2 separate regions of the Homo sapiens genome follow, and region 2 is linked to region 1. A link is an interaction called in ENCODE POLR2A ChIA-PET data of the cell type or tissue named here. Cell type or tissue: Caco-2. All regions are shown on one strand. Links, peaks and the distances in the headings refer to the core of each region. The heading gives the core; the rest is flanking DNA.

Region 1 (9,317 bases), core at 1-8,000:
GGGGTTTTACCATGTTGGCCAGGATGGTCTTGATCTCTTGACCTCGTGATCTGCCCACCTCGGCCTCCCAAAGTGCTGGGATTACAGGCGTGAGCCACCGCGCCCGGCCTACGCCTGGCTAATTTTTGTATTTTTAGTAGAGACGTGGTTTCGCCATGTTGCCCAGGCTGGTCTCGAACTCCTGACCTCATGATCCGCCTGTCTCGGCCTCCCAAAGTGTTGGGATTACAGGTATGAGCCACCGCGCCCAGCCAATTATTATTATTTTTTGAGATGCAGTCTCACTCTGTTGCCCAGGCTGGAGTTGCAGTGGCATGATCTTGGCTCACTGCAATCTTCATCTCCCAGACTGAAGCAGTTCTCATGCCTCAGCCTCCTGAGTAGCTGGGATTACAGGCACACGCCACCACACCTGGCTAATTTTTGTATTTTTAGTAGAGATGGGATTTCACCATGTTGGCCAGGCTGGTCTCAAACTCCTGACCTCAAGTGATTTGCCCACGTCGGCCTCCCAAAGTGCTGGGATTATAGGCGTGAGCCACCGGGCCCAGCCCAAGAGAATAAAAATGTGGGTGGTAAAAATTTTTTTCCCAAAAATTCGTAAATGAAAATCTCACATATTATGCATACTGCCCAGGAGCATGGCCTAGCACTGTGCAAACACTCAACTGCTGGTCGTTGCAAGGATTATTATTGGCCGGCTTCAGTGGCTCGTGCTGGTATTCCCAGCACATTGGGAGATGGAGGCTGGAGGATTGCTTAAGTCCGGGATTTCAAGACCAGCCTGGACAACATAGTGGGATCCCATCTCTACAAAGAATTTTAAAAATTAGCCAGGTGCAGTGGGAAGATTGCTTCAGTCCAGAGGCTGCAGTGAGCTATGATTGTGCCACTGCACTCCAGCCTGGGTGACAGAGCAACACCCTGAGACAGAGAGAGAGAGGGGGAAGGAGGGAAGGAGGGAAGGAAGGAAGGAAGGAAGGAAGGAAGGAAGGAAGGAAGGAAGGAAGGAAAGGAGAGAGAGAGAGAGAGAGAGAGAGAGAGAGAGAGAAAATAATTTTTATTTATTTCCAGGCTGGGAAGAGATGCTGATTTCTGCGATAAAATCAGTAGGTACATTTTTTGGAATGTTCGCTATGTGCCAGGCTAGATTTTACAGATGAGAAGTCTGAAGCTCAGGTAAGGTAAGTCACCTGTCCAGGGCCACAAAGAAAAAAAAAACGTGTGTCTGAAGCCAGAACGGGAGCTGTTGCGGCCCAACTCCCTCCCCTGCCCCCAAGCGGCCTCTGGGCTCGGGAAGGGCCCCTGCCTCCTCCCGCCAGGCACTTATCTCTACCCAGGCTGAGTGCTGGCCCCGCCCCCTCGGGGATCTGCCACTTAGAGGCGCCTGGTCGGGAAGGGCCTGGTCAGCTGCGTCCGGCGGAGGCAGCTGCTGACCCAGCTGTGGACTGTGCCGGGGGCGGGGGACGGAGGGGCAGGAGCCCTGGGCTCCCCGTGGCGGGGGCTGTATCATGGACCACCTCGGGGCGTCCCTCTGGCCCCAGGTCGGCTCCCTTTGTCTCCTGCTCGCTGGGGCCGCCTGGGCGCCCCCGCCTAACCTCCCGGACCCCAAGTTCGAGAGCAAAGGTAAGGATGAGCTGCGTGTGGACCCCTACGCTGGAGCCTGCAGGACCATGCTGGGGCCTGAACTCCCAGCCTAGGTCCTGGGGGCCATGCCTGTTTCTGGACTTCCTGACCGGGTCCTGGGGGCCAAGCTGGCATCTGAACCCTTAGACTGGGTCCTGGATGGGTGGGGGGCGGGGTGGGGTATGTTAGGATCCAAGACTCCTGATCGCGTCCCGGGCAAGAGCTAGAGTGGGCTTAACATTCCCGTTTTACCTTTTCAGGGAGTCTGGGACATGCTAAATCCTAAGGGGGCTGACTTGGTGCTAAGGTCCCTGGGGGGTGGGGACCAAGCCGACCCTCCCTAGGGGAGGGAGGGTAAAGCCCGGGTCCGAGTTAGAGGGGCCAAGCCACAGGCTACTGTAAACACGGTTTGTGTGAGGGCGCCAGATCACTTGCCCGGCCCGGTGGAGGGAGGGAGGCGGGGGGCACGGTTGGCGCTATCGGTTGGCGGGGAGCCTGCCGGGGCCGATAGGGGGCCCGCCTCTCCGCACACACCCCCAGCCGCGCGCGTGTCCTAGGCTGGGGCGGGGCTGGCAGTCCCGAGCTCGAGGTCTTGAACGCCGCGCCCAGCTCAGCTGGCCGCTGGGTGGGCAGGTGTGCGCCAGTGGTGACGGCGGGGGACAGTAAGGCGAGAAACTTGCCCCTGGGAATTAGGGGGGCACCACCTCTGCGGACCCCTCCAAGGGACCCGCTTGGGAAGATGGCAGGGCGGGGCTTTTTTCTTATCGGGTCCGCCCAGGCTGCGGGAGGGAAGAGGAGGGGGCTGTCTCCCGAGGATAGAGCTCAGACCCCCATGCCCTTCCTTTGTCGCCCCTCCCCAGCGGCCTTGCTGGCGGCCCGGGGGCCCGAAGAGCTTCTGTGCTTCACCGAGCGGTTGGAGGACTTGGTGTGTTTCTGGGAGGAAGCGGCGAGCGCTGGGGTGGGCCCGGGCAACTACAGCTTCTCCTACCAGCTCGAGTGAGTCCGATCCGGCGGGTGCCTCCAAGGGCGGAGGGAGGGGGTGGGGCAGAGCTCCCTGGAGGTCGTAGCCTCGTATGTCCCCTGCTGTTTGAGGCCCGACGGCGCCTCCAGTCGTGGTCACTGGAGGGAAACCTGCGGGTCCAGGGCTGGCACGCCCTCTATGGGCCGGGGCGCGAACACTCCCGCGATCACCGCTGGAACGCGACCCCAAACATCAGGCTGGGATAACAACGCCTCCAAATCGAGGGTAAGGCGTTACTACGTCGGGGCTGGGACGCCTTCTCGAGGTAGTATCCAAAAGGAGGCCAGCAGTGGCTCATGCCTGTAATCCCAACTCTTTGGAAGGTCGAGGCGGAAGAACCGCTTGAGCCCAGGAGTTCAAGACCAGCCTGGGCAACACAGCGAGATCCCCGTCTCTTAAAAAAAAATTAGACTGGGCGCGGTGGCTCACGCCTGTAATCCCAGCACTTTGGGAGGCTGAGGCGGGCGGATCACCTGAGGTCGGGAGTTTGAGACCAGCCTGGCCAACATGGAGAAACTCTATCTCTACTAAAAATACAAAATTAGCCGGGCGTGGTGGCGCATGCCTGTGATCCCAGCTACTCGGGAGGCTGAGGCAGGAGAATCGCTTGAACCCGGGAGGCGGAGGTTGCGGTGAGCCGAGGTAGCGCCATTGCACTCCAGCCTGGGCAACAAGAGCGAAACTCCGTCTCAAAAAAAAAAAAAAAAAAAGCCAGGCGTGGCGCGTGCCTGTGGTCTCAACTACTTGGGAAGCTGAGGTGGGAGGATCCCTTAAGCCCCAGAATTTGAGGCTGCAGTGAGCCATGATCGCGCCACTGCACTCCAGCCTGGGCGACGAAGGAACACCTTGTCACACACACACACAAGGCTAGACCTTGTGTCACACATACACACTGCCCCCCACAGGCCGGGCAATGCCAACTCCCCGGTCCCCCCTCCCAACCTGCTCCCTTCCCTGGGCGCATAGGGATGAGCCATGGAAGCTGTGTCGCCTGCACCAGGCTCCCACGGCTCGTGGTGCGGTGCGCTTCTGGTGTTCGCTGCCTACAGCCGACACGTCGAGCTTCGTGCCCCTAGAGTTGCGCGTCACAGCAGCCTCCGGCGCTCCGCGATATCACCGTGTCATCCACATCAATGAAGTAGGTAAGTGCTCTGGGAATGGAGGAGTGGTCGGAGGAGAGGGTCTCAGTCCTCGCCCACCTGACCAACCCCCATGCCTGCAGTGCTCCTAGACGCCCCCGTGGGGCTGGTGGCGCGGTTGGCTGACGAGAGCGGCCACGTAGTGTTGCGCTGGCTCCCGCCGCCTGAGACACCCATGACGTCTCACATCCGCTACGAGGTGGACGTCTCGGCCGGCAACGGCGCAGGGAGCGTACAGAGGGTGAGGCCAGCCCCTACGGCCCAGCCCCCAAAGCTCCACTGACTACGGCCCAGCCACGCCTCTCGAGGTCGCGCCCGGTGCCGCTTTCAGGGCCGGTCCGTAACATCCCACATCCCATTACCCTGGTGCTGAAGACCGTTCCACGCCCACAGACACACCCCCTTTCCTAATGTCCTCGCAAGCCTGTTGAACCCCAACTTCTTCTCCCTCCGGCCCGTAACCCTAGACCCCTTTAGCGCCCGGGTCCCTCTACGAGTGCTAGCCCAGATATTAAATTGCCCGGGTCCCGCCCTTTCGTACCAGAGACTCTCTCTCTGATTGGCCCTGAGCTTTCTTGGGCTCCTCCCCCTACTCTTATTGGTCCCATTGCAATTCTAGGGCACCGTTTTCCTTTCCCCTGATTGGCTCAGTTCCACCAGGGCCCGCCCCCACGTCATCTATTTTTGTCTGCTACGCGTCCCTCGCCCTGATTCCGCCCCCAGGTGGAGATCCTGGAGGGCCGCACCGAGTGTGTGCTGAGCAACCTGCGGGGCCGGACGCGCTACACCTTCGCCGTCCGCGCGCGTATGGCTGAGCCGAGCTTCGGCGGCTTCTGGAGCGCCTGGTCGGAGCCTGTGTCGCTGCTGACGCCTAGCGGTGAGGCCCCAGGCGGGGGTGTAGGAGGAGCCAGGGCGAATCACGGGGCAAGCCCACCGCCCTGACCTCCTCCCCGCCTCTTAGACCTGGACCCCCTCATCCTGACGCTCTCCCTCATCCTCGTGGTCATCCTGGTGCTGCTGACCGTGCTCGCGCTGCTCTCCCACCGCCGGTGAGCTCCCCATTTGGGCGCTGGGCCCAGACTCCTCCCCGCCAACGGTCCTCTTTCACTATGGAAACCTAGGCTCAGAGAGAGACACGCACTTGCCCAAGGTCACGCAGTAAGGATTCACATCAGTGGCAGGGCTGGGATGCATGCCAGACTAGACCCAGACTCTTCGTTAACATTTTCTGCTCTTGGGGACTTTCACCTGATTTTCCTTCTACATCAGGGGCTGCCATTTCTTGGGTCCCTTTGTTAGTTCCTTTCCCCAGTGTCATCACCTTTGTAAAATCAACTAGATGGATTTAGTGAAAGAATTTAAGACCCTGAATGCCTCCGCACCCCTGCGGTCAAGCTTCTCAGACACTATGATCAGACTAGCCGTTCTGAGGTATTTGTAATTCCAAGCACACACTAGGTGGTTTCACACCCCCAAGCTTTTGCCCATGCTGTTCCCTCTGCCTGGAATGCCCTTCCTGCCTTGTCTGCTAAGCAATCTTCTAGTCGTCTTTCATGGCCCTGTTCATTTACTTGGTTGGAAAATACAAACAGAGTGCCAAACATGTGCCAGGCACTGGAGAGAGAATGGAGAACAAGCTAGACCCTGACCACAAGTCCCTGACCTTGTGGATCTCAAGTCAACAAACAAGGGACCCAAGAAATATTTGATGACAAATTGTAATGAGTGATATCACAGAAACAAACAGAATGTGGTGACATGACAGGATGGTCAGGGAAGGCCTCCAGGAGGAGGTGACATCAGAGTGGAAACCTGAAGATTGGAAGGAAGCAGCCGCTTGAAAAGTGGGGAGAAGAAACAGCAAGTGCAAAGGCCCTGAGGTGGGAATGAGATTGGAACGTTCAGCCAGCTTCAAGAATTGCCACATGGCATGGCCTGGCATGGTGGCTCACGCCTGTAATCCCAGCACTTTGGGATGCCGAGGCAGGCAGATCACCTGAGGTTGGGAGTTCGCGACCAGCCTGACCAACATGGAGAAACCCCACCTCTACTAAAAATACAAAACTAGCCAAGCGTGGTGGCACATGCCTGTAATCCCCGCTACTCGGGAGGCTGAGGCAGGAGAATCACTTGAACCTGGGAGGTGGAGGTTGCGGGTGAGCCGAGATCGTGCCATCGCATTCCAGCCTGGGCAATAAGAGTGAAACTCCGTCTCAAAAAAAAAAAAAAAATTGCCACATGGCTAGAGTGGTATGTAAGGGGGTGTGGCAGATATTGAGATGAGGGAGGTGACAGGGGTCATATAACGCAGGGCCTTCTGCAGGGTGGTGGGGAGGAGTTTGGAATTTTTTTTTTTTTTGAGACAGAGTCACTCTTGTCGCCCAAGCTGTAGTGCAGTGCAGCAGTCTTGGCTCACTGCAATCTCTGCCTCCCAGGTTCAAGTGATTCTCCTGCCTCAACCGCCTGAGTAGCTGAGATTACAGGCGTGCATGCCCGGCTAATTTTGTAGTTTTAGTAGAGACGGGGTTCCACCATGTTGGCCAGGCTGGTCTCAAACTCCTGACCTCAGGTGATCTGCTCACATCAGCCTCTCAAAGTGCTGGGATTATAGGCATGAGCCACCGTGCCTGGCTTGGATTTTATCCTAAATGCCTTCTCTCATTACCCCAGAAGGTAACATAATATTTATCTATGAAGTGACATCATGGACCTCCTGGAAAAATCTGGGCCAGGGTTTTGGGTTTTTTAATTTATTTTATTTTATTTTTTTTAGAGATGGGGGTCTCACTATGTTTCCTAGGCTGGTCTTGAACTCCTGGGTTCAAATGATCCTCCCACCTCAGCCTCCCAAAGTACTGGGATTATAGTGCTGGTGTAAACCACTGCACCTGGCCATGGCCAGGATTAAAGGGAGAATGACCAAGGTATATTGAACTCCTATGCACCCTTCAATACCCTGTTCCATTTACCCTTTTGTAGGGCCTTGCTGATGCTTCAGCCAAAACCCCTGTCCCCTGGCCCTGATGTACTCCTCTGCCTCCATTGTGATCACAGGGACCAAGTGTATCTGTGCCTCTATGACTGGGAGTGGAGGGGGAATTGGTGAGTATTCAATGAGTCATATCTATGTAACTATTTATATTGGCTTCAACAGGGCTCTGAAGCAGAAGATCTGGCCTGGCATCCCGAGCCCAGAGAGCGAGTTTGAAGGCCTCTTCACCACCCACAAGGGTAACTTCCAGGTAGGTGGCCTGGTTGTCCCCTCAGTGCCTGGGCTTCCCTGCTTCTTGCAGCCAAACTGCAGGCCTCTCTGAGCAGGTTGGTGCTATTTCTTCAGCTGTGGCTGTACCAGAATGATGGCTGCCTGTGGTGGAGCCCCTGCACCCCCTTCACGGAGGACCCACCTGCTTCCCTGGAAGTCCTCTCAGAGCGCTGCTGGGGGACGATGCAGGCAGTGGAGCCGGGGACAGATGATGAGGGCCCCCTGCTGGAGCCAGTGGGCAGTGAGCATGCCCAGGATACCTATCTGGTGCTGGACAAATGGTTGCTGCCCCGGAACCCGCCCAGTGAGGACCTCCCAGGGCCTGGTGGCAGTGTGGACATAGTGGCCATGGATGAAGGCTCAGAAGCATCCTCCTGCTCATCTGCTTTGGCCTCGAAGCCCAGCCCAGAGGGAGCCTCTGCTGCCAGCTTTGAGTACACTATCCTGGACCCCAGCTCCCAGCTCTTGCGTCCATGGACACTGTGCCCTGAGCTGCCCCCTACCCCACCCCACCTAAAGTACCTGTACCTTGTGGTATCTGACTCTGGCATCTCAACTGACTACAGCTCAGGGGACTCCCAGGGAGCCCAAGGGGGCTTATCCGATGGCCCCTACTCCAACCCTTATGAGAACAGCCTTATCCCAGCCGCTGAGCCTCTGCCCCCCAGCTATGTGGCTTGCTCTTAGGACACCAGGCTGCAGATGATCAGGGATCCAATATGACTCAGAGAACCAGTGCAGACTCAAGACTTATGGAACAGGGATGGCGAGGCCTCTCTCAGGAGCAGGGGCATTGCTGATTTTGTCTGCCCAATCCATCCTGCTCAGGAAACCACAACCTTGCAGTATTTTTAAATATGTATAGTTTTTTTTTGTATCTATATATATATATACACATATGTATGTAAGTTTTTCTACCATGATTTCTACAAACACCCTTTAAGTCCCATCTTCCCCTGGGCATAGGCCATAGGGATAGAAGTTAAAGTTCTTGAGCTTATTCAGAAGCTGGATCTGCAATCTGAATGCTACTCATAACATAACAAAATAGTATGTTAAACAGCTCTTAAATCTTACTGGCTTACCACATTAAATGATTTCTCTCTCCTAACTCAGCTCAAATGGGCAGCCATCCATGGGATGAGTCAGAGGTTCAGACTCTTCCAGTCTGTAGCTCTACCTTCTCTTAGGGTACTTAGATGGATCCCCTGTTCTACAAACTGCCAGTCAGCAAGGGAAGAAAAAGGGCAGCAATGACCCTCAATGGGCCATTTGAGGGATCTGGCCTGGAAATGGGCTTCCTCTCTTCTTCTCACACCTCACTGGCTGGAAACAGTCACATGACCCCAGTCACATGAAAGGCCAGGAAACTTAGTTTAGCTGTACACCCAGGAAGGGCAAAGCTGTTTAAGGGCCACTAGCTAGTCTCTGCCACTAATAATAATAAAAGTAATTCTGAATCAGGCCATGTTCTAAGAAAGTACTCTGATGACACTTGGTGTCAACAAGTAACTCAGTGGGAGTTTTGCTTTAACTACTTCTTTTTTTTTCTGAGACAGGGTCTCACTTTTGCACAGGCTGGAGCCCAGTAGCTCAAACATGGTTCGCTGCAGCCTCGACCTCCTGGGCTCAGGCGATCCTCCTGCCTCAGCTTTTCGAGTAGCTGGGACTACTGGCGTGCACCACCAAGCCTGACTGATTTTTTTTTTTTTTTTTTTTGAGACAGAGTCTCGTCTTCATCACCCAGGCTGGAGTGCAGTGGCTCGATCTCAGCTCACTGCAACCTCTGCCTCCCGGGTTCAAGCAATTCTCCTGTCTCAGCCTCCCAAGTAGCTGGGAGTACAAGTGCATGCCACCATGCCTGGCTAAATTTTGTATTTTTAGTAGAGACGGGGTTTCACCATGTAGGCCGGGCTGACCTCGAACTCCTGACCTCAGGTGATCCACCTGTCTCGGCCCCTAAAAACACACACACGTACCAGGGCATGTGTGCAAGAATGTTCGCAGCAGTAAATAAGGCAATCTGATGAAGAAATCAGGGTATAGTCACCCATGGAATTATATGCAATATGGAAAAAGGAATGAACTAAAAAAATGTAGATGAATCTTAGTAACAACGTTGAGTGCAAAAAGAAGGAAGTCTCAAACTTTTTTTTTTTTTTTTTTTTGAGATGGAGTCTCGCTTTGTCACCCAGGCTGGAGTGTAGTGGCACAATCTCGGCTCACTGCAACCTCCGCTTCCTGGGTTCAAGCAATTCTCCTGCCTAAG
Region 2 (11,715 bases), core at 20-8,019, 270 kb before region 1:
CTCCTGGGCTCAAGCAATCTTCCCATTCAGACTCCCAAAGTACTGGGATTACAAGCATCAACCACCACATCTGGCCACTATGGGGTTTCTTTATTTTTTTATTTTATTTTATTTTTGAGACGGAGTTTCACTCTGTCACTCAGGCTGGAGTGCAGTGGCACCATCTCGGCTCACTGCAAGCTCCACCTCCTGGGTTCACGCCATTCTCCTGCCTCAGCCTCCCAAGCAGCTGGGACTACAGGCGCCCACCACCATGCCTAGCTAATTTTTTTGTATTTTTAGTAGAGATGGGGTTTCACCATGTTAGCCAGGATGGTCTCGATCTCCTGACCTCGTGATCCGCCCTCCTCAGCCTCCCAAAGTGCTGGGATTAAAGGCGTGAGCCACCGCACCCGGCCACTATGGGATTTCTTAATACTGTTTCCAAGGCAACTATTTTGCAAACAATGAATGTGTATGTATTTAAGTATATATTTTTGGAGAAAACATTCTAAAAATTAACAAATTTGAAGCTGGGCTGCTTCACTTTGTTTGCTTGTTCTTTAAATTTCCACTGGGCACAGTGGCTCATGCCTGTAATCCTAGCATTCTGGGAAGCCAAGAAAGGAGGATGGCTTGAGTCCAGGGGTTCAAGGCTGCAGTAAGCTATGATCATGCCACTGCACTCTAGCCTATGTGACAGATTAAGCCTTGTCTCAGATACATGAATACATAAGTAAATAAATATAATTTCCTATCACTCTAACATTATCTCAAGGGACACAGCTTCATGTTATAAGTGCAAATTACCTTGGATTTCTCCTGGAATTTTTGTACTGATCTTCAATGTTCCGGTCTTCCCATTTTATTCCTAAAATGTAGACCCATAAAAGTCATGATAAATGATTACAAAATTATAGAAACATTTTAGATTCTATGTTCATGGGACACTGTGACCATGCCTGACTTATTCACCAAAATATTATTGACCCTTGAACAAAATGGGCTTGCATGGCACAAGTCCACTCATATGCAAACTTTTATCAACCTCTGCTGCCTCTGAGGGAACAAGACCAACCCCTCCTCTTCAGGCTACTCAATGTGAAAACAATGAAAAGGATTCCTTTAGGATGATCCACTTAATCAAGTCAATATGTTTTCACTTCCTTATGATTTTCTTGATAATATTTCTTTTTTCTAGCTTACTTTATTATAAGAATACCATATATAATAGACCAAACAGACCAGGCATGGTGGTTTATACCTATAATCCCAGCACTTAGGGATGAGGTGGGAGGACTGCTTGAGGCTAAGAGTTTGAGACCAGCCTGGGCAACATAGCAAGACCTCCATCTCCACAAAAAATAATTTAAAAATCAGCCCAGCATGGTGGCACTTGCCTACAATCCTAGCTACTCAAGAGTCTGAGGCAGGAGGATTGCTTGACCCCAGGAGTTCTAAGTTGTATTAAGCTATGACCATGCCCCTACACTCCAGCCTGAGTAACAAAGTGAGACACTGTCCTAATATACACTTACACATACACACCAACACACAAAATATGTATTAATTGACTGGTTATGTTACTGATAAAGCTTCCAGTCAACAATAGGCTATTAACATTTAGCTTTTTTTCTTTTTATTTGAGACGAAGTTTCACTCTCGTTGCCCAGACTGGAGTGCAGTGGCATGATCTCAGCTCGCTGCAACCTCCACCTCCCAGGTTGAAGCAGTTCTCCTGTCTCAGCCTCCTGAGTAGCCAGGATTACAGGTGCCTGGCACCATGCTTGGTTAATTTTTTGTATTTTTAGTAGAGATGGGGTTTCACATTGGCCAGGCTGGTCTCAAACTCCTAACCTCAAGGGATCCACCCACCTCGGCCTCCCAAAGTGCTGGGATTACAGGTGTGAGCCCCTGCACCCGGCCAACAGTTAACATTTTATAGAGTCAAAAGTTAAAACCAGATCATCAACTGTGCAGAGGTTAAGAGTCTCTGACACCCACTTTGTTCAAGGGTCTACTGTATTCTTTTTTTTTTTTTTTTTTTTTTTTGAGACGGAGTCTCGCTCTTTCACCCAGGCCAGAGTGCAGTGGCGCTATCTCGGCTCACTGCAAGCTCAGCCTCCTGGGTTCACGCCATTCTCCTGCCTCAGCCTCCCGAGTAGCTGGGACTACAGGTGCCCGCCACCACACCCGGCTAATTTTTTTTTGTATTTTTAGTAGAGATGGGGTTTCACCATGTTAGCCAGGATGGTCTCAATCTCCTGACCTCATGATCTACCCACCTCGGCCTCCCAAAGTGCTGGGATTATAGGTGTGAGCCACCATGCCCGGCCTTACGGTATTCCTTTTTTTTTCAGATGGAGTCTTGCTCTGTGGCCAAGGCTTGAGTGCAGTGGCACAATCTTGGCTCACTGCAACCTCTGCCTCCCAAGTTCAAGCAATTCTTCCACCTCAGCCTCCTGAGTAGCTGGGACTACAGGCGTGCACTACCACGCGTGGCTAATTTTTGTATTTTTAGTAGAGACGGGGTATCATCATGTTGGCCAGGCTGGTCTCGAACTCATGACCTCAAGTGATCCACCCACCTTGGCCTCCCAAAGTGCTAAGATTGCAGCCGTGAGCCACTGCATCAGGCCAGTCTACTGTATTCCCTACCATGTTTCAAATCATTGAGCAGTGTAGATGACCAAGAAACACTTGTTCTGTAATTGACTAAGTGAAGAAATGATGTCATCCTTACCTACAGACATCAGGTTCCTGATGATTTCCCACATCACATCTCTGTAGAGTTTCTTCTGGGACGGATCCAGCAAAGCCCACTCCTCCTGGGTAAAGTTCACAGCCACATCCTCAAAGATCATTGAGTCCTGAAACATCCCACATGGCAGAGGAGGAAGGTTCAGGCTGACAGCACTAGGAAGCTACACTCTAGAGGAAGTTCACACAATGCTATAGACTCCAAACATTTATTCAATGATTTGGTCATCAGACTCTTATCCTCTGTCTATACTCATTTTCTCCAGCACAGCAATTCTGATGCTAGAATTGAACACATTCAGTAAAGTAATAGCCAATACGGACAAGCCTCTCATTCATGATTTCAGGGAGTTGAGATATGCTGCCCAGATCACCTCTAGTGTCTTTCTGTCTAGTGGGTCTATACTAACTCTCGTGACAAAGTCCTACTATGTGTTGTCTACAAGAGACAATATTAGCAGCTCTAAGACAACATATCCCTACACACGTTTATTTAGAAAGTTGAACTATGATGGTATCTCAGAGCTAGATTTAAGGAGAGCTGCACCAGCATAACAAAGAAAAGGAGCTGTGTGCCTCAACTATTTATTAAAACAATATGATATTTGCCACTGGGCATAGTGGCTCACACCTGTAATGCCAGCACTTTAGGAGGCTGAGACGAGTGGATTGCTTGAGCTCAGGAGTTCAGGACAAGCCTGGGCAACATGGTGAAACCCCATCTCTACAAAACATACAAAAATTAGCCAGGCATAATGGCGCATGTCTGTAGTCCCAGCTACTAGGGAGGTTGAGCTGGGAGGATTGCTTGAACCCAGGAGGTAGAGGCTGCAGTGAGCCATGAGTGTGACACTGACCTCCGGCCTGGGTGACAGAGCGAGGCCCTGTCTCAAATTAAATTGAAAAATAAATAAATAAGTAAATAATATGGTATTTGCTTAATTTCCATCATCCTTCTGAGAGTTTGAAATTTTGTGATATAATCAGCAGAGAAGCATACCTGATCAGTCACTGCTAGGTTTGAATGTTTGTCCCCTCCAAAACTCATACTGAAACTTTATCCCCAAGGTGTCAGTATTCAAAAGTGGGGCCTTGAAGAGGTGACTATGTCATGAGGGCTCTGCCTCATGAATGGGTTCATTCACTGATGGATGAAAGGGTTAATGAGTAAATGAGATATCCTGGGAGTAAGACTGGTGGCCTCAGAAGAAGAGGAAGAGACCCCTAAGCTAGCACCCCCTCCCCTAGGAATACCCTTCTTCCATTGCCTCAGATAGTGAAGAGTCCCCACCAGCAAGGCTTTCACCAGATGTGCCACCGTGCCCTTAGACTTCCCAAACTCCAGAATTGTACAAAACAAATATCATTTCTTGTATATTACCCAATTTCAGGCATTCTATTCTAATGAACATAAAACAGACTAAGATGGCCATGAAAAAAAAACTCTGGGTACTAAGTGTCTGAGTGACCTTGGTACGTAACATTTCATATGTTCTGTCAACACTTGTTACTTGGGGGATTTAGCCCATTCTATGTGATTACAATAAGAGAACACCTGGAAGCTGGCAACCGGTTTTCCGTAAACTAAATTTAATGAAGTGTAACGTAAGGTTAATGAAATGTATTTCATCATCCTAAAGGAAAATTTTTAAATACTAGGTAACATCAAAGGAGAATGAAAGATGGATAAAGATTGTACACGTTCTTCTAAAGAACCGCTTGTCAGCCAGGCGCAGGGGCTCACACCTGCAATCCCAGCACTTCAGGAGGCCGAGGTGGGCAGATCACAAAGCCAGGAGTTCGAGACCAGCCTGGCCAACATGGTGAAAACCCATCTCTACTAAAAATACAAAAATTAGCCGGGCGTGGTGGCAGGTGCCTATAATCCCAGCTACTCGGGAGGCTGAGGCAGGAGAATCGTTTGAACCCGGGAAGTGGAGGTTGCAGTGAGCTGGGACTGCGCCATTGCACTCCAACCTGGGCGACAAGAGTAAGACTCCATCTCAAAAAAAAAAAAAAAAAAAAAAGAACTGCATGTCACCAAGGTGTCATCTCTCATGAATATTTATGAAATTCCTTAAATCATTAAAACAGACCTGTTAGTAGTCAATAAAAGCTACTTAAACAAAACTAATGGAGGTAACAAATGTCTAAAAATGCTAAAAATCTTCTAAACCAGAAAGTGACAGCTTACCTAACACACATGAAGGATTTTGAAACTATAATATTCAACACACCACACTGTTGACAGAAAGATGAACAAAGAGAAAAAGGTAAGTGAAAATGTAGAACAGGCCAGGTGCGGTGACCTATTCTACCATCTTATTTGCAAATATTATATTTATTTGCAAATATTATCTTCATATACTCCAATTTCTCCTGGGCCTACGAAAAGTCTGAAATAAGGCTCTCTTCTCTGTTTCAACTACACTAAAGCCTAACTGGGGTCAAAAATTGGCAGGGACTACATAAAAATATTGTCAACAAAAAGCCTGCAACCATCTGGAACAACAGTCTATGACTGAGACAGAATAGACCATCTAAGACCCAGGAAAACAATCTGGAGAGAAAATTAGCTTCAGAAATTAGGCTAATCAAAAGCACTTTGGTATCCTGGGGAATTGAGAAAGCCTCACGTCTGCCCAGGAAATAACACATTTCTAGAAAAAACCTGAGGAGGCCCTAAGTTTCGGCACTGGCTGATCTCTAGGCTCAGTTCAGCAGAAATTGGAGGCTAACGCAGAGTTTTAAACAGTCGGCCGGGCGCGGTGGCTCACGCCTGTAATCCCAGCACTTTGGGAGGCTGAGGCGGGCAGATCAAGAGGTCAGGAGATCCAGACCATCCTGGCTAACACGGTGAAACCCTGTCTCTACTAAAACTACAAAACTTAGCCGGGTGTGGTGGCGGGCACCTGTAGGCCCAGCTACTCAGGAGGCTGATGCAGGAGAATGGTGTGAACCCGGGAGGCAGAGCTGGCAGTGAGCCAGGACCACGCCACTGCACTCCAGCTTGGGTGACAGAGCGAGACTCCGTCTCAAAAAAAAAAAAAAAACAAACAAAACTCAGGCCGAGTGTTCAAGGAATGCTGCACGACAAAGCCATCCACAAAGCCTGGAAGAAGTCAGGTTTGGGCCTCTTTTTGTTTGATTGTTTGTTTGTTTGTTTGTTTTTTGAGACAGAGTTCTGCTCTTGCTGCCCAGGCTGGAGTGCAGTGGTAAGATCTCAGCTCACTGCAACCTCTGCCTCCCAGGTTCAAGTGATTCTCCAGCCTCAGCCTCCCCAGTAGCTGGGATTACAGGGGCCCACCACCACGCCTGGCTAATTTTTGTATTTTTAGTAGAGACAGGGTTTCGCCATGTTGGCCAGGCTGGCCTCGAACTCCTGACCTCAGGTGATCCACCCGCCTTGGCCTCCCAAAGTGCCGGGATTACAGGCATGAGCCACAGCACCCGGCCAGGTCTGTTTTATTTTAGCTCCTAGCATTCAGGAAACCTCTCTCAAAACACTAGATGAACACAAGTTAAAGGAACAGAGCCTTCATTGACTAGAGAGGACAGGGAATACATCTCTGTAAACATACTTTGAAAAAGTTACTACCAGGCACAGTGGCTCACCCCTGTAATGCCAGCACTTTGGGAGGCCGAGGCAGATGGATCACTTGAGGTCAAGAGTTCAAGACCAGCGTGGCCAACATGGCGAAACCCTGTCTCTACTAAAATTATTAAAATTAGCCGGGCATGGTGGCGCACGCCTGTAATACCAGCTACTCGGGAGACTGAGGCACGAGAATCATTTGAACCCAGGAGGAGGTGAAGGTTGCAGTGAGATGAGATCACGCCACTACACTCCAGGCTGGGCAACAGAGCGAGACTCCATCTCAAAAAAACAAACAAACAAGCAAAAACTACAGAAGGTAGAAAAAGAGAAAGTTTTAAAAATAGAAAACGAGGCCGGGAGCAGTGTCTCATGCCTGTAATCCCAGCACTTTGGAAGGTCGAGGTGGACAGATCACCTAAGGTCGGGAGTTTGTGACCAGCCTGACCAACATGGAGAAACCCCGTCTCTACTAAAAAATACAAAATTAGCTGGGCATGGTGGCACATGCCTGTAATCCCAGCTACTCGGGAGGCTGAGGCAGGAGAATCGCTTGAATGTGGGAGGCAGAGGTTGTGGTGAGCTGAGATCGCGCCATTGCACTCCAGCCTGGGCAACAAGAATGAAACTCCGTCTAAAAAAAAAAAAGAAAGAAAGAAAGAAGAAAACAAGTACAACAAACAGAGAACAATTACATATATACATATTAATACAATTATATCAATTACCACTTTAAATGTCTGTTACTTATATACACAAAAAAGAGACACAGATTGACATAGTAGATTAAACAAGCCTCAGTAATGTGTACAAGAAAATCATTTCAAACAAAAAGAAGTGAATAGATTAAATAAAAAGGTATGAAGAAAGATAAGCCATTCTAACACTAATCAAAAGAAATGTGCAATAGTTTTATAAAACTCAGACAAACCACATTTTAGATCAAGGAAAATGGCAAGGAATTTTCCTCATAATTGCCTTGGGCTTGCTTTTTTTTTTTTTTTTTGAGACAGAGTCTCATTCTGTTGCCCAGGCTGGAGTGCAATGGTGCAATCTCGGCTCACTGCAACCTCCACCTCCCAGGTTCAAGTGATTCTCCTGCCTGAGCCTCCCGAGTAGCTGGGATTACAGGTGACTGCCACCACACCCGGCTATTTTCTGTATTTTTAGTAGAGACAGGGTTTCGCCGTGTTGGCCAGGCTGGTCTCGAACTCCTGACCTCAGGTGATCCACCTGCCTTGGCCTCCCAAAGTGCTGGGATTTCAGGTGTGAGCCACCACGCCGGACCATCATTGCCTTGTAAAAGAGATTTTGTAACAGTGAAGAGGTCAATCCTGCAAGAAGACATAATAGGACCAGGCGCAATGACTCACACCTGTAATCCCAGCACTTTGGGAGGCCAAGGTGAGCAGAATGCTTGAGTCCAGGAGCTCGAGGCCAGCCTGGGCAACATGGCGAAGCCTTGTCTCTACAAAAAAAAAACAAAAAAAAACAAAAATTAGCTAGGCATCGTGGTACATGCCTGTAGTACCAGCTACTCAGGAGGCTGAGGCTGAAGGATCACTTGAGCCTGGGCACTGGGAGGTCAAAGCTGCAGTGAGCTGTGATTGTGCCACTGCACTCCAGCCTGGGAGACAGATGGGGACCCTGTCTCAAAAAAAAAAGACATAAGGTATAATAATCTTTATTACTTATATGTATGCCCATAAAATATAACATCAAGATACAAGACAAAAACATAAAACTATAAGACAAAATATACAAATCCAAAATTATAGTTGGAAGCCAACAGTTCACCTCTATCCATAATTAATAGGTCAATACAACAAAAAAATCACTAATGATATAGCTAAACTCAACAGCATCAATAATGTATTAGTCCGTTCTCATTCAGCTAATAAAGACATGCTTCAGGAAACTTACAATCATGGCGGAAGGGAAAGCAAACACGTCCTTCTTCACATGGTGGCAGGAAGGAGAAGAACGAGTGCCCAGCGAAGAAGGAAGCCCCTTATAAAACCATCAGATCTCTTGAGAACTAACTCACTATCACCAGAACAGGATGGGGAAAAACACCCCCATGATTCAATTATCTCCACCAGGTCCCTTCCACAACAGGTGAGGATTATGGGAACTACAATTCAACATGAGATTTGGGTGGGGACACAGCCAAACTGTATCAATTAATCAACTGCATTTAATTAATATGTATTTATAGAATCCTTCATTCAACACCAGCAGAATACACATTCCTCTCAAGTTCACATGAAATATTCACCACAGTAAACTACACTGGAAGCATAAAATATGCCTTAACAAATTGAACAGAAATGCTATAAAGTATGCAATCAAATCATATTAAACTAGAAATTGATAACCAAAAGATAGTTGAAAAGCTTCCAAAAGTAGAGATTTAATCTGCAGCTGAAATAGGTGAACCAATCTTTGCAAGGTGACAAGCCCAGAGAGAGACAGTAAGGACCTAGAACACAGACAAGTCTAACTCAAGTGTCACATCGTATCCTCCTGTCACCAGGGGCATCCCCCATCCCCATCCTGCTCACTGAAGTGCTCAGTGACCACCCTCCCAGGAGACGACACATTGTGCGTCCCCTGTGTTCCTAAAGTGCATTTTGCTTTTCAGGTTCTTGCACCATCTCAGTGGGGTGGGTTTTCCTGTCCTTAGGAATAGTTTTCTCCCTTAACTATGCTGAGAGCATCCAGAAAACAGGAATCATTTCTGTCCTGTCCCTTCAATACCACCATCCAACTGGCTGATGAGCCAAGTGTCCCCAAGGAATGGAATCTGGATTTGGGGAAGAAAAGCTGAGTGTCCCAGGGGATTAGAGCTTTTTTTTGAGACTGGGTCTCACTCCAGTTGCCCAGGCTGGAGTGCAGTGGTGCGATCGCAGCTGACTGCAGCTTTGACCTCCCTGGCTCAGGTGATCCTCCCACCTCAGCCTCCCCAGGAGCTGGGACTAGAGGCACGCACCACCATACCCGGCTAGTTTTTTTGTATTTTTAGTAGAGACGGGGTTTCGCCATGTTGCCTAGGCTGGTCTCGAACTCCTGGACTCAAGGGGTCCACCCGCCTCGGCTTCCCAAAGTGGTGGGATTACAGGCTTCCCAAAATGGTGGGATTACAGGTGTGAGAGACTGTTCCTGGCCCAGGATTAGCTTTTTAAGGAGGGGAATACCAGGGGACTTCTCCCACCCCAGGGCACCTAGCTCCTCTCCTGGGAAGCCCCAACTCCACGCCTCAGGTTGTCCTCTGGGAGGAGTGACCCACCCTCCAAGAAACATGGTAGCTGTGGGCATCTTCAGTCAGCCCCAGGCAGTTCTGAAACCCAGGACCAGGATAAGATGGAGGGTGAGTTGAGGACACATCGCCCTGTAAAGTTTCCAAAGATAAACCTCAACCCAAAGACATTCTCAGAAGGTGTCCGTGCCTCGGGCAGATAAAAGGAGGAGAGGCATAAAGATTGTTTACAGCAAGTGTCAGGTGCTTTTTCTCCGCTTCCTCAAGTGTGAAATGTTCACAAACACACAACAAATCTTTACAAAAAGAGCCATATTTTGCCCTCTTAAAAAAAAAAAAGCCTATTAAAATATTGCGTGTGGCCAGGCGCCATGGCTCACACCTATAATCCCAGCACTTTGGGAGGCCTAGACGGGCGGATCACCTGAGGTCAGGAGTTCAAGACCAGCCTGGCCAACATGGTGAAACCCCGTTTCTACTAAAATACAAAAATTAGCCGGGCATGGTGGCACGCGCCTGCAGTCCCGGCTACTCGGGAGGCTGAGGCAGGAGACCCGCGAGGTAGAGGTTGCAGTGAGCCAAGATCGTGCCACTGCACTCCAGCCTGGGCAACAGAGTGAGGCTCCGTCTCCACCAAAAAAAAAAAAATTATATATATATATTTAATATATATATAATTCATATATACATGAAAAACGTGTGAGGACGGTTGCAGTGGCTCATGCCTGTAATCCCAGCACTTTGGGTGGCTGAGGAGGGTGGATCACCTGAGGTCAGGAGTTTGAGACCAGCCTGGCCAACACGGTGAAAACCCGTCTCTACTAAAAATACATGAATTAGCCGCGCGTGGTGGCGGGCGCCTGTAATCCCAGCTACTCGGGAGTCTGAGACAGGAGAATCGCTTGAACCCAGGAAGCGGAGGTTTCAGTGAGCCGAGATTGCGCCACTGCACTCCAGCCTGGGCGACACAGCGAGACTCTGTCACAAAAAAAAAAAAAAAAAAAAAAAAAAAAAAAAAATATATATATATATATATATATATATATACACACACATATATACATATATACACATATATATATATATACACATATATATATATACACACACACACACATATATATGGCTATGTTTGAAACAAAGCCTGGGGGACGAAGAGTTGACATTGTTGTGGTGAACTGAAGAGGAGGCCAGCTCTAAAACGCGGAGCGGGATCTGGAAATCCAGGGATTTGCTGGCAGCCCTAGGAGAAGCTAGGCCAGGGATCACAGTTGCGGATTTGAGACCCTGCTTCGCATATATCTGGATATCTCAGTAAAAACTCGAGCCCCTTGGAGACAAAGGAGGAACTGGGGACCCCACAGACCGCTGCTCCTTCCACATGAACCCCACACCCGAGGAGGATTCCCCCCATGACCCTCCCGTGTCCCCGCACAATCTAGGGAGACGCGGGGCTGCGGACGCGGAGCTGCCCAGAGAGGACTCCGGAACCTGGGCCGCAGTTGCCGCGCGGGGACCGGACAGGACGCCCGGAGTCCTGGCTGCAGGCCCAGCCCCACCCTGAGGCCGAGAGGACCGAGGACCGAGCTGGGCCAGGGCACTCGGGTCCTCAGACCCCAGAGACAACAGCGAGGAGGTCTGGGTCCCGCCACAGCCGGTTCCGGTCGGTTACAACCAGCTGTACCCTGTCTCGGGAACCCCGGCCTCGGACACTCACCATTTCCCGGCTTCCGAGGTATTCCGGTTCCTACCTACACCTCCGGCTGCCAGTACAGGTTCCAGCCCGACCGAGCAGGGAGCCGAGCGCGGGTGACAGAGAAGACGCCGCGGGCTTTTTCAACCTCGCATCCTCCAGCCTCCTGGACGCCTGATTGACAGTTCTCACGGCCCCGCCCAGCGGCTCTGATTGGATAGTACTCCAGGTCCCGCCCCCTAGGCACTGAGCGACAGAAGAAGTGATCTCCCAGTGCTGAGTGGAGCCAGATGAACAGGTTGCAGACACAGCTCTTGGCATGGGGCGGGCGGGGGAGGGGGGGTTCCTCCCTGGGCAGTGACCTGACCCCTCCCGGGGAATATCTGCATTTAAGAAGAATTCCTGCCAATAGTCTGCGAGCCCTTCCTG

Evidence for each region. Peaks named below come from ENCODE experiments on the same cell type or tissue, not always from the same donor. Only the 100,000 strongest peaks of a DNase experiment are listed, where the experiment ranks them.
Region 2: POLR2A ChIA-PET joins it to region 1 with 11 read pairs; 3 of 35 experiments call an interaction of 5 or more read pairs at or near these places.

What each region holds. Positions count from the first base shown.
Region 1 is chr19:11,376,402-11,385,718 of GRCh38, reverse strand. EPOR (erythropoietin receptor) reads left to right here and starts at 1,405. Exons shown (of 8, transcript NM_000121.4): 1 at 1,405-1,626; 2 at 2,487-2,622; 3 at 3,614-3,789; 4 at 3,870-4,027; 5 at 4,510-4,663; 6 at 4,748-4,835; 7 at 6,941-7,028; 8 at 7,124-8,512. The coding sequence starts at 1,512. The coding sequence ends at 7,735. RefSeq lists a silencer at 2,106-2,165 and enhancers at 3,619-3,708, 3,719-3,778, 4,029-4,098, 3,765-4,302. In Caco-2, for the core only: CTCF peaks have their summits at 2,806, 4,470 (motif pointing left), 4,679 and 7,253 (motif pointing left); DNase peaks (open chromatin) are centred at 1,348, 2,698, 4,008, 4,468 and 3 weaker places; H3K4me3 peaks cover 3,979 bases.
Region 2 is chr19:11,639,492-11,651,206 of GRCh38, reverse strand. It overlaps the pseudogene ZNF887P. Among named protein-coding and RNA genes, the nearest start is that of ZNF627, 48 kb to the right of the region's middle. RefSeq lists a silencer at 11,446-11,535. In Caco-2, for the core only: no CTCF peak of the experiment used is centred there; no DNase peak of the experiment used is centred there.